Regions from separate parts of the Homo sapiens genome. Here region 1 is linked to region 2. Evidence: chromatin contacts called from ENCODE Hi-C or POLR2A ChIA-PET data. All regions are on one chromosome and are shown on one strand. The core of a region is the stretch at or near the end of the contact, and the rest is flanking DNA. Distances in the headings are between cores, read along the strand shown. Region 1 holds the start of PCOLCE-AS1 (PCOLCE antisense RNA 1). Region 2 holds the start of MCM7 (minichromosome maintenance complex component 7).

Region 1 (4,273 bases), core at 913-3,412, 500 kb after region 2:
AGTCCCAGCTACTCGGGAGGCTAAGGCACAAGAATTGCTTGAACCCGGGAGGCGGAGGTTGCAGTGAGCAGAGATCGCGCCACTGCACTCCAGCCTGGGTCACAGAATGAGACTCTGTCTCAAAAAAAAAAAAAAAAAAAAAAAGAAATTGAAGTGGAAAATGAGCTGGCAGGGGTGGTCAGGCAGGGGGTGAGCAATGAGGGCTCCTGAGCTGAGGAAGCAGGGGCGGGGGGAGGATGGGGGCTAGGGAGTCCTCAGAAGTTCCCGGAGATACTCCCTCACTGGACAGAGTGGGGTTCCCGATGACGTTACTTGAGGCCTGGGAGACGGCCTCTGCCCCTCACTGCTCCTCCCCCTCCTAAGGTCAACATTTATGTGTCCTAGACCTAGAGAGGTCCCAGGACACGCCACTGTCCCGCCTTCCCCATTGCCCGCCCCACTGGCCAGTCCCCACGCCCACACACCCAAGGCTGCCCCATCTGGCGCTGATTATCCTGCTGCTGCCGCCACCGCTGCTGCTGCTCTGCAAAATTCAGCTGCTGCCTCTGTCTTGAGGACCCCAGCGCCTTTCCCCCGGGGCCATGCTGCCTGCAGCCACAGCCTCCCTCCTGGGGCCCCTCCTCACTGCCTGCGCCCTGCTGCCTTTTGCCCAGGGCCAGACCCCCAACTACACCAGGTAGGTCTCTTGGCATCTTCCAGACAGCTCCAGTGAACTTCAGACCCCCGATTCCTTTGGGGTTATGCCTGGAGATATTTTGGGTTCCCTTGCTGACACACCACTCCCCAGATTCCCCACCGCCTCACCCTTCTCTGGCCCCCAAATCCTCCCCATCTGCTGCAAGACCTTGGTCTCCTGCAGGCCACCACTGCTCCCATTCCCCCACCTTCGTCCTCTGGTCTCTTAAGTCTCCCCACCCACCCAGATCCTTGACCCCCCATAGAACCCAAGAGAGAGCCAAGCTCCTGAACTTGCCTGGTAGCTGGATTCCAGGAAGGAATTCGAGAGGGATTGTAGGGGGAGGAGGGGGCAGTGAGTGGAGACTTGGGAGTCAGAATCTGAAGTAGTTTGGAACAGGGGCAGGGCTAAGGTGTGGAGCTCGCGGAGCCTGGCCTCCAGGTTCAATCAGAGGGCCATCGCCACTGCAGCTCCCTCCATCTCTCCACCCCCTCCCCCCCACCGCCTCGTGGCTGTGTCCACATCTGGAAGTAGTTAGGCGGCTCCTGTCCCTGGACTGCCAGGCAGAGTGAGGCGGGAGTCTGGAAGGGGGGCCGAGGAGGATTCCGGGAATTCCTGTTGGGGTGGGGGTGGGGACTCTTGGGGTTGGAGGGATGGTCGAGTTGCCAGGCCCACTTTTCCCTTATCTTTGTGGGAGTCTGGGACACCCCAGCCCTGTCCTGGCTGGTGGAAGCTGCCCCAGGTCTCTCAAGGCCTTTCCATTTCATCCCCCAGCTTCCCTCCTTGGAGTTTCATCCTCATCACCTCATCCCCATCTTGCCAGTGCTCCCCCGTCCCACCCGTCCCTGCTCTTTCCTGACCCCTTTTCTGTTCTCCAGACCCGTGTTCCTGTGCGGAGGGGATGTGAAGGGGGAATCAGGTTACGTGGCAAGTGAGGGGTTCCCCAACCTCTACCCCCCTAATAAGGAGTGCATCTGGACCATAACGGTGAGAAACCCCTCTGGGCACTACCCCTTGTTAAAGTCTCAGAGGCAAAAAGGCCTGACTGCGAAGGGACCCCCCCCCCGTCCCCCCCGCACCACCTTCTCAACCTGGGGCAGCTCCAAGTGTCTTCCCTCTGTCACTGAAGGCATCATTCCCACCGTAACACGCATCATCTTAACCCTTCCCTCAAATCTTCATTCTCCAGTCCCCGGCCCTCCCTCCTCTTCCAAAGCCTCAGCTCTTGTCCCCTGCACAGGCTACCAGCAGAGCTGCAGAGACCAGGCCCTCTGCTCTGCACTCACATGGAGGCCCCTTCCCATTCAGTCCGTTTCTGCAAGAAACGCTTGGGGCAGGGGAGCTGCCCTCTGGCTGGGTTGTGTGGGGCCTGACTCTGTGGGTCCCCGCCTCTGTCCCCGCTATCAGGTCCCCGAGGGCCAGACTGTGTCCCTCTCATTCCGAGTCTTCGACCTGGAGCTGCACCCCGCCTGCCGCTACGATGCTCTGGAGGTCTTCGCTGGGTCTGGGACTTCCGGCCAGCGGCTCGGACGCTTTTGTGGGACCTTCCGGCCTGCGCCCCTAGTCGCCCCCGGCAACCAGGTGACCCTGAGGATGACGACGGATGAGGGCACAGGAGGACGAGGCTTCCTGCTCTGGTACAGCGGGCGGGCCACCTCGGGCACTGGTGAGAACTCCCTCACCTCCGCCTTCCCCCCCTCCAGGCCCCGCCCCGGCCGCAGCCCCGCCCCCAGCCCTAACCTCCGCCCCGCCCACCCCGCGCCCCAGTGCCTAGGGCCCCCTACCTCCCTGACCCATTTTCCTCACTAACCGCCCCTTCAGTCCCTCCTCCCCGTCTTCTCTCCCCTCCTCCCGCACCCACCCATCCCTCTTCCAGGGCCCCCCCCAGGCGCGAGGCGGAAATGGGTCACCGACCCGCGGGTGGAATGGGCGGCCTGGGGTTACTGGGACGGTGAGTAACTGCCGGCCCCCGTCCGCAATCGGGCTCCCTCCGTCGGGCGCGAGGGGGCACCCCAGGGCTGGGGGGACTAGGTTCCTCCAACCCCGGGGGGCCCCTACACCCAGCCCTGGGCTCCCGATTGCGGTCCCATCACCCCCTCCTGGCGGCAGAAGTCTCCCTTGCAATGTTTCAGGCGGGGACCTCCCTAAAGGGGTCCTCGGGGGCTGTGCCCCAAGTCGAGGACACCCTCTCCAGCCTGAAAGGGGACTCTGCTGCAGGGCCGGGGAGATGGGATCTCCTAGGGGAAGAGGCGCGGTGCGGCCGCGGGTCGGGGAGGGGCCAGAAGGGGGCGTCCAGCCAGTTCCTCCTCCCGCTTCCACCGCCCGCCAGTGCGCCCTGCGGCCCCAGACTTCCCCGAGCCGCGCTCCTCCCGGCCGCTCTCTGTTAACCTGCCCCCATCTTACCTCCCCTTCTTCTCGTCCCCTCATCCTGAGCCCCAGACATCCGAGCTGCCTGCCGGGGCTCCCAGCCTAGAGTTCTCCTGAAGCTGACCGAGGGTCTCCACCGCCCCCCACCCCCGCTCCTCTCTCCCCTCCCCAGAGCACCAATTTTGCGGGGGGCGGCTGGAGAAGGCCCAGGGAACCCTGACCACGCCCAACTGGCCCGAGTCCGATTACCCCCCGGGCATCAGCTGTTCCTGGCACATCATCGCGCCCCCGGACCAGGTACCGACCCTCCTCCCCGGGCTGCCCTAGGGGACCCAGGCGGCGCCCTCCAGCTTGCAGCCAGCAGAGATTTATTGAAGATCTGCTGTGTCCCGAGCACTGCGCTTGCGCTGGTGGGCACCCAAAACAGCCCCAACCCCTGCATGCACGCAAACAAAAATGTAAAAATTACAACTGAGACAAGTCTCAGGAGAGCGAGGTACAGGGTCCTGGTATAACACGCGGGCCTGTCACTTGTGAGTGCGCCAGGACTTGACCTTGCCAACCACGACGACCGACACCCCTGCAGGGTCCCATGGGTGTGTGTGGTCCTCCGTGCTGTGGTGTGAACGCCTTCAGGAGGGGGGCCCAGAGGACGCGGGAGGTGGGAGTGGGAGCTGCTGCAGGCACCCAGTAGGAGATGAGGTGCAGGCGCCCAGGGGTGTCCCGCCGCGCAGTCCCCGCCTCCGCCCGCCGCCAGGTCATCGCGCTGACCTTCGAGAAGTTTGACCTGGAGCCGGACACCTACTGCCGCTATGACTCGGTCAGCGTGTTCAACGGAGCCGTGAGCGACGACTCCCGGAGGCTGGGGAAGTTCTGCGGCGACGCAGTCCCGGGGTGAGGGGCGGGACCTGGGCGAGTCCGGGAGAGAGTCGGCGGACCGCACGCACGCGGCTGTTTGGAGGGGCGGGGTTCAGCTAAAGGGACGGGATCTGAACCCCAGGGCTCCAAACCGGCGAGGGGAGCAGGTTGGAGGCCAGGCAAAGAGGAGATTTGGCCCCGGGTCTGGGGTCCGCGGATAGAGAGGCGACTGGGGCTCTGCGAAGTTGGGACGAAGTTAAAAGGCCACCTGGCCAGGGGTAGTGGCTCATGCCTGTAATCATAGCACTTTGGGAGGCTGAAGCGGGAGGATCACCTGAGCTTAGGAATTCGAGACCAGCCTGGGCAACATGG
Region 2 (4,598 bases), core at 293-2,792:
GGCATCCACAGGGGAGAACGCAGCGCCACACAGAGCGATACTCGCTTTTCAGCCCTCAAACCCTCTAATTGTTATGTCTTTAATAAAACAAGCCAAGCTGCTGCTTATGGCTCCTTAAGCACCCCGCTCCCCATTCCCTTTACCCAATCTTAGACTTACCAACTGGTTCCCATACTTGAACTGCTTCTTCCCGAGTTCATCATCCTGGTAGAACTCTTGTAAGAACTTCTTAACCTTTTCTGTAACATGAAATGTAAAACCGTAAGACACAAACTTTAAGACAAATCTTAGATACCCATTTTCGCTTAAAACACGACCTATGAACTAATTAATAATATGAGCATTTAAATAAACCTACCGAAGTCTCCCCAAAGTGGGCATAACTCTTTTTCACAAGTCTGTTTCTAACCAGCGAAGAATAAAGAGCCCGTGGCAGTGCACAGGGCCATCCAACATCTCCCCAGGGGAATTCCGGTCCCTACTTTAGTTTAAAATTCTAGCGCCCTTCCCCGTTGGCCCCTCACACTCCGGTCTCAAGGTTCTCAGCTTTCTTTCCACCCCTATGATCCCCCGCCTTCTTTGGGTCCCCTTAGCCCCTGATTTCACCGGGACCTCCGCCACCGCACCCCGCCACCGCACCCCACCCCCGCTCCCGCCATCGCTTCCGCTCTTAGTAAACAAAGAAGCACATGGGCCCGGATTCCAGCCGCTTCACAGCTCGGGATTCCTCCGCCCAGGGCGGGAGCCAGTCCAGCCATTGGCCATCACACCCAGAGACACCGCGATCCCAGCCCACTGCCGCCTTTCCCGGGCCCGAGCGAAGCTCCGGATCCCAGGCACGCCCCCCCGGGCCGCAGCTCTCTCCGCGGCCGCCGCGCGGAAGGACACTGTTTACACGACACTCCCTCCAGCCTCCTCGCGCCACTTCCGCCCGGCTCCACTTCCGCTCGGAGGGCGGCCTCAAACGGCCAATCCCGGCGCGCAGCGGCCCCGGCCTGCCCGCCCCCGGGGCCTACGCGCGCCTGGGGAGGGCGCGGGAACCTGGGAATGCCCAAAAGCGCGAAGGAAAGCGGGCACGGGAGCCCAGAGCCCTTAAGACTCTCCTGAGGTCCTGGGCGCGACTTTTCCCTGTGCAGCCCCCAGCCGGGTTAGCGCGCCCCCAAGCCCCCAACCCCACGACCCTAACACCTTTACCAGGTGGGATTACTAGCTTTTCTTCAACATCGATGGCCCCCCGCACGCTTCCCAGGCCCCGTGGGCCTTAGCCAGGCCGCAGCTCGACCCTGCCTCTGGCCTCGCGCACCCCAGAACCCGCCGACCCCGGTCCCCCAAGACCCCAGCTCACACCAACAGGTGTTCCCCGGGAGGCTCCCCGCGCAGGACGCCCTCCCGGGCTCGTAGACCCGTACCCTTCTCTAGCGCGTAGTCCTTCAGTGCCATCGCTGCCGAGGGCCGTGCGGCCGCGCTTGGCGGGCTCAGAGGTCTTGCTCCTGGGGAAGCTGAGAATCTCCGCGCGGTGGACTGTGGCCGGCCAACCGAAATTGGCGCGAAACGTCGCCCCCCACGTGACCGGCGCCACTGCGTGCGGGCCAATCGGACAAGGCGGCCTTCTTCACCTCCCGCTAGCCGCAAGCCAATCACCGTGCGGGCCTAGAATGAGTGACGGGGAGGCGGTGCGGGCGTCGGAAGGGAATCTCCGGGCGGGGTAGTGCAGGCGCCGGGTTTCCCGCGGTCCGAGCTGGCGCGGGCGGAGGAGAATCGCTCTTAAAGGGCCAGCGCACACGCGTTCTTTTGTTCCGGGGCCGCAGGGCGGGGCAGGCCCGACTTTCGCCGTCTTCTTGTCTACTCTCCAGAACGGCCATGATTTCCCAATTCTTCATTCTGTCCTCCAAGGGGGACCCGCTCATCTACAAAGACTGTATCCTAGACCCTTGGGGCTGGGAAGGGGCGGAGGGGCCGGGCGGGAGGGGCGCCCAGGGCCAGCCTGTGTCGCAGGATCCTTCACTGAGTCCTTCCACCCGCCAGTCCGCGGGGACAGTGGCGGCCGGGATGTGGCCGAGCTCTTCTACCGGAAGCTGACGGGACTGCCAGGAGACGAGTCCCCGGTTGTCATGGTAACCAGTGGCGGGAGGCGGGTGAGGAGCGGGGTCCCGTCGGGCCGGGTGGGCGCCAGCTCCCTCCCAGGACTGGTTCATTGGTAGATTCCACTTGGGGGGTGCATTCCGCCAAATAAAGCTAACGTGAGGCCCGGCGCGGTGGCTCACGCCTGTAATCCCAGCACTTTGGGAGACCGAGGCGGGCGGATCACCTGAGGTCAGGAGTTCGAAATCAGCCTGGCCAACATGGTGAAACTCCGCCTCTACTAAAAATACAAAAAAAAAAAAAACATAGCTGGGCGTGGTGGCGGGCGCCTGTAATCCCATCTACTCGGGAAGCTGAGGCTTGAGAATCGCTTGAATCCAAGAGGCAGAGGTTGCAGTGAGCCGAGATCCGGACACCGCACTCCAGCCTGGGAGACAGAGCGAGACTCCCTCTCGGGGTAGGTGGGGGTGGGGAAAAAAAAAAAAAGAGTCAATGGGCGCCAGCAACACACCAGGCCCAGCTCCCTGCGTGACTCCATCCTCAGCAACTCGGGGTAGTTAGTGTAATTAACCCCCTTTCCACATTGGGAAGCTGGGCCCAGGCATATGTCATGTATCTCCCAAAGGCACTGCTGTTGTGACTAGTAAGAGGCATCGGGATCCGAGCTCAGGTCTCCTGGGTTCTGATCACTCCACCTCCCTTTTTTTAACGCCTCTCTTCTCCCTGCCTGTGTCTCAGCATCACCATGGCCGTCATTTCATTCACATCAGACACAGCGGCCTCTATTTGGTGGTCACAACTTCAGAAAACGTTTCTCCCTTCAGCCTCCTAGAACTGCTCTCCAGGTGAGGAGGGTTGGGCTGGGCACCTGGTAGCTAGGAGGGGTCTGAGAGGAGGAGAAAATACACGCTCCAAGTGTTTCCTCAGGTTGGCCACCCTTCTGGGCGATTACTGTGGCTCCCTGGGCGAGGGGACCATCTCCCGCAATGTGGCTCTGGTATACGAACTCCTGGATGAAGTGCTGGTGAGAATCAACAATCCCCTTCTGTGGCCCCTACCCAATTCCCCTGAAGATACATCTGCTCTTCTACTGTGGGATGCCGTGGTTAGGAGGCCAAGTCTACCTTTTTTTTTTTTTTTTTTTTTGCTTTTAGAGACAGGGTCTTGCTCTGTTGCCCAGGCTGGACTGCAGTGGTGCAGTTATAGCTCACTGCAGCCTGGAACTCCTGGGCTCAAGCCGTCCTCCTGCCCCAGCCTCCCCTGTGCCTAGCTAATTGTTTATTTTTTGTAGAGACTAGAGTCTCACTGTGTTGCCCAGGCTGGTCTTGAACTCATGGCCTCAAGCCATTCTCCTACGTCTCGGCCTTCCAAAGCGCTGAGAGTACAGGAGTGAGTCACCATGCCTGGCCCCACTCCCCCTCTTTACCCCTTCCCTCCACTGATCACTCAGACTGTCCTTCCTTTACCACTAGGACTATGGCTATGTACAGACCACATCCACGGAGATGCTGAGGAATTTCATCCAGACGGAAGCTGTGGTCAGCAAGCCCTTCAGCCTCTTTGACCTCAGCAGCGTTGGCTTGGTCAGTAGAGGGAAAGAGGAGGGTGAGGAAAGAGAAGAGGGGTTGGCTGGGGTTGTCAGACCTGATGATTGATTGCTTTGGATGCTTTACAGTTTGGGGCTGAGACACAACAGAGCAAAGTGGCCCCCAGCAGTGCAGCCAGCCGCCCCGTCCTGTCCAGTCGCTCTGACCAGGTGAGGGAAGGATCCATGGGGTCAGACGCTCTGGTTTTGCTCTGGGATCCGGGAGTCCAAGATCTTAGGTCGGGCACAGCGGCTCACGCCTGTAGTCCCAGCACTTTGGGAGGCCGAGGTGGGCAGATCACCTGATGCCAGGAGTTTCAGAGCAGCCTGGCCAACATGGTGAAAACCTGTCTCTACTAAAAATGCAAAAAAAAAAAAAAAAAAAGAAAAAGATCTTGGCACATCTCCCACCCCCCCAGATGTGGGTGGAGGTGGGAGATGATCCCTTCCATCACCCATGTCCTCACCCTAGAGCTGTAGCTTTGACTGTCCTGTTCTTTCTCCCTGTCTGTCCATTTCAGAACATAGGCTATTCTGCTTCCAACCACCCAAATTCTCTCTCTTTCTCAGAGCCAAAAGAATGAAGTTTTTTTGGATGTGGTCGAGAGATTGTCTGTACTGATAGCATCTAATGTAAGTTTGAGCTCCCAAACCTGGAGCTGAGGACAGATGGGACTTGGGAAACATGGTGGGGTGGCTAAGACTCCCAGCAACGGCCGGGCACAGTGGCTCATGCTTGTAATCCCAGTGCTTTGGGAGGCCGAGGTGGGAGAATTACTTGGGGCCAGGAGTTTGAAACCAGCCTGGGCAACATAGCCAGACCCCGTCTCTACAAAAAATACAAATAAACAAATTACCCAGACATGGTAGTGTACACCTGCTGTCCCAGCTACTTGGGAGGCTGAGCCAGGAGGATCACTTGAGCCCAGGA

What was found. Hi-C counts contacts between places; a loop is a spot of excess contacts on that map. ChIA-PET counts read pairs that join two places held with the same protein, here RNA polymerase II (POLR2A). Pooled maps may share reads with other maps.
Region 1: a pooled map shows a loop between it and region 2 (3-fold over the local background). The contact joins the promoter of PCOLCE-AS1 here to the promoter of MCM7 in region 2. A Hi-C loop is called at or near these places in 10 of 50 pooled maps. POLR2A ChIA-PET finds 5 or more read pairs at or near these places in 4 of 52 experiments (B cell, OCI-LY7, WTC11 and 1 more).

What each region holds. Positions count from the first base shown.
Region 1 is chr7:100,601,876-100,606,148 of GRCh38, forward strand. It overlaps PCOLCE-AS1 (PCOLCE antisense RNA 1), which reads right to left and starts at 2,163. Exons shown (of 9, transcript NR_038910.1): 1 at 1,963-2,163; 2 at 465-1,291. PCOLCE (procollagen C-endopeptidase enhancer) reads left to right here and starts at 488. Exons shown (of 9, transcript NM_002593.4): 1 at 488-676; 2 at 1,555-1,663; 3 at 2,084-2,342; 4 at 3,216-3,340; 5 at 3,801-3,937. The coding sequence starts at 582. RefSeq lists enhancers at 1,597-2,389, 3,825-3,894, 3,905-3,994 and silencers at 2,397-2,776, 2,957-3,106.
Region 2 is chr7:100,099,855-100,104,452 of GRCh38, forward strand. It overlaps MCM7 (minichromosome maintenance complex component 7), which reads right to left and starts at 1,543. Exons shown (of 15, transcript NM_005916.5): 1 at 1,410-1,543; 2 at 160-239. The coding sequence starts at 1,440. AP4M1 (adaptor related protein complex 4 subunit mu 1) reads left to right here and starts at 1,789. Exons shown (of 15, transcript NM_004722.4): 1 at 1,789-1,918; 2 at 2,026-2,114; 3 at 2,821-2,927; 4 at 3,010-3,106; 5 at 3,555-3,665; 6 at 3,758-3,838; 7 at 4,238-4,300. The coding sequence starts at 1,861. RefSeq lists enhancers at 738-897, 1,243-1,795, 1,818-1,867 and a silencer at 1,008-1,107.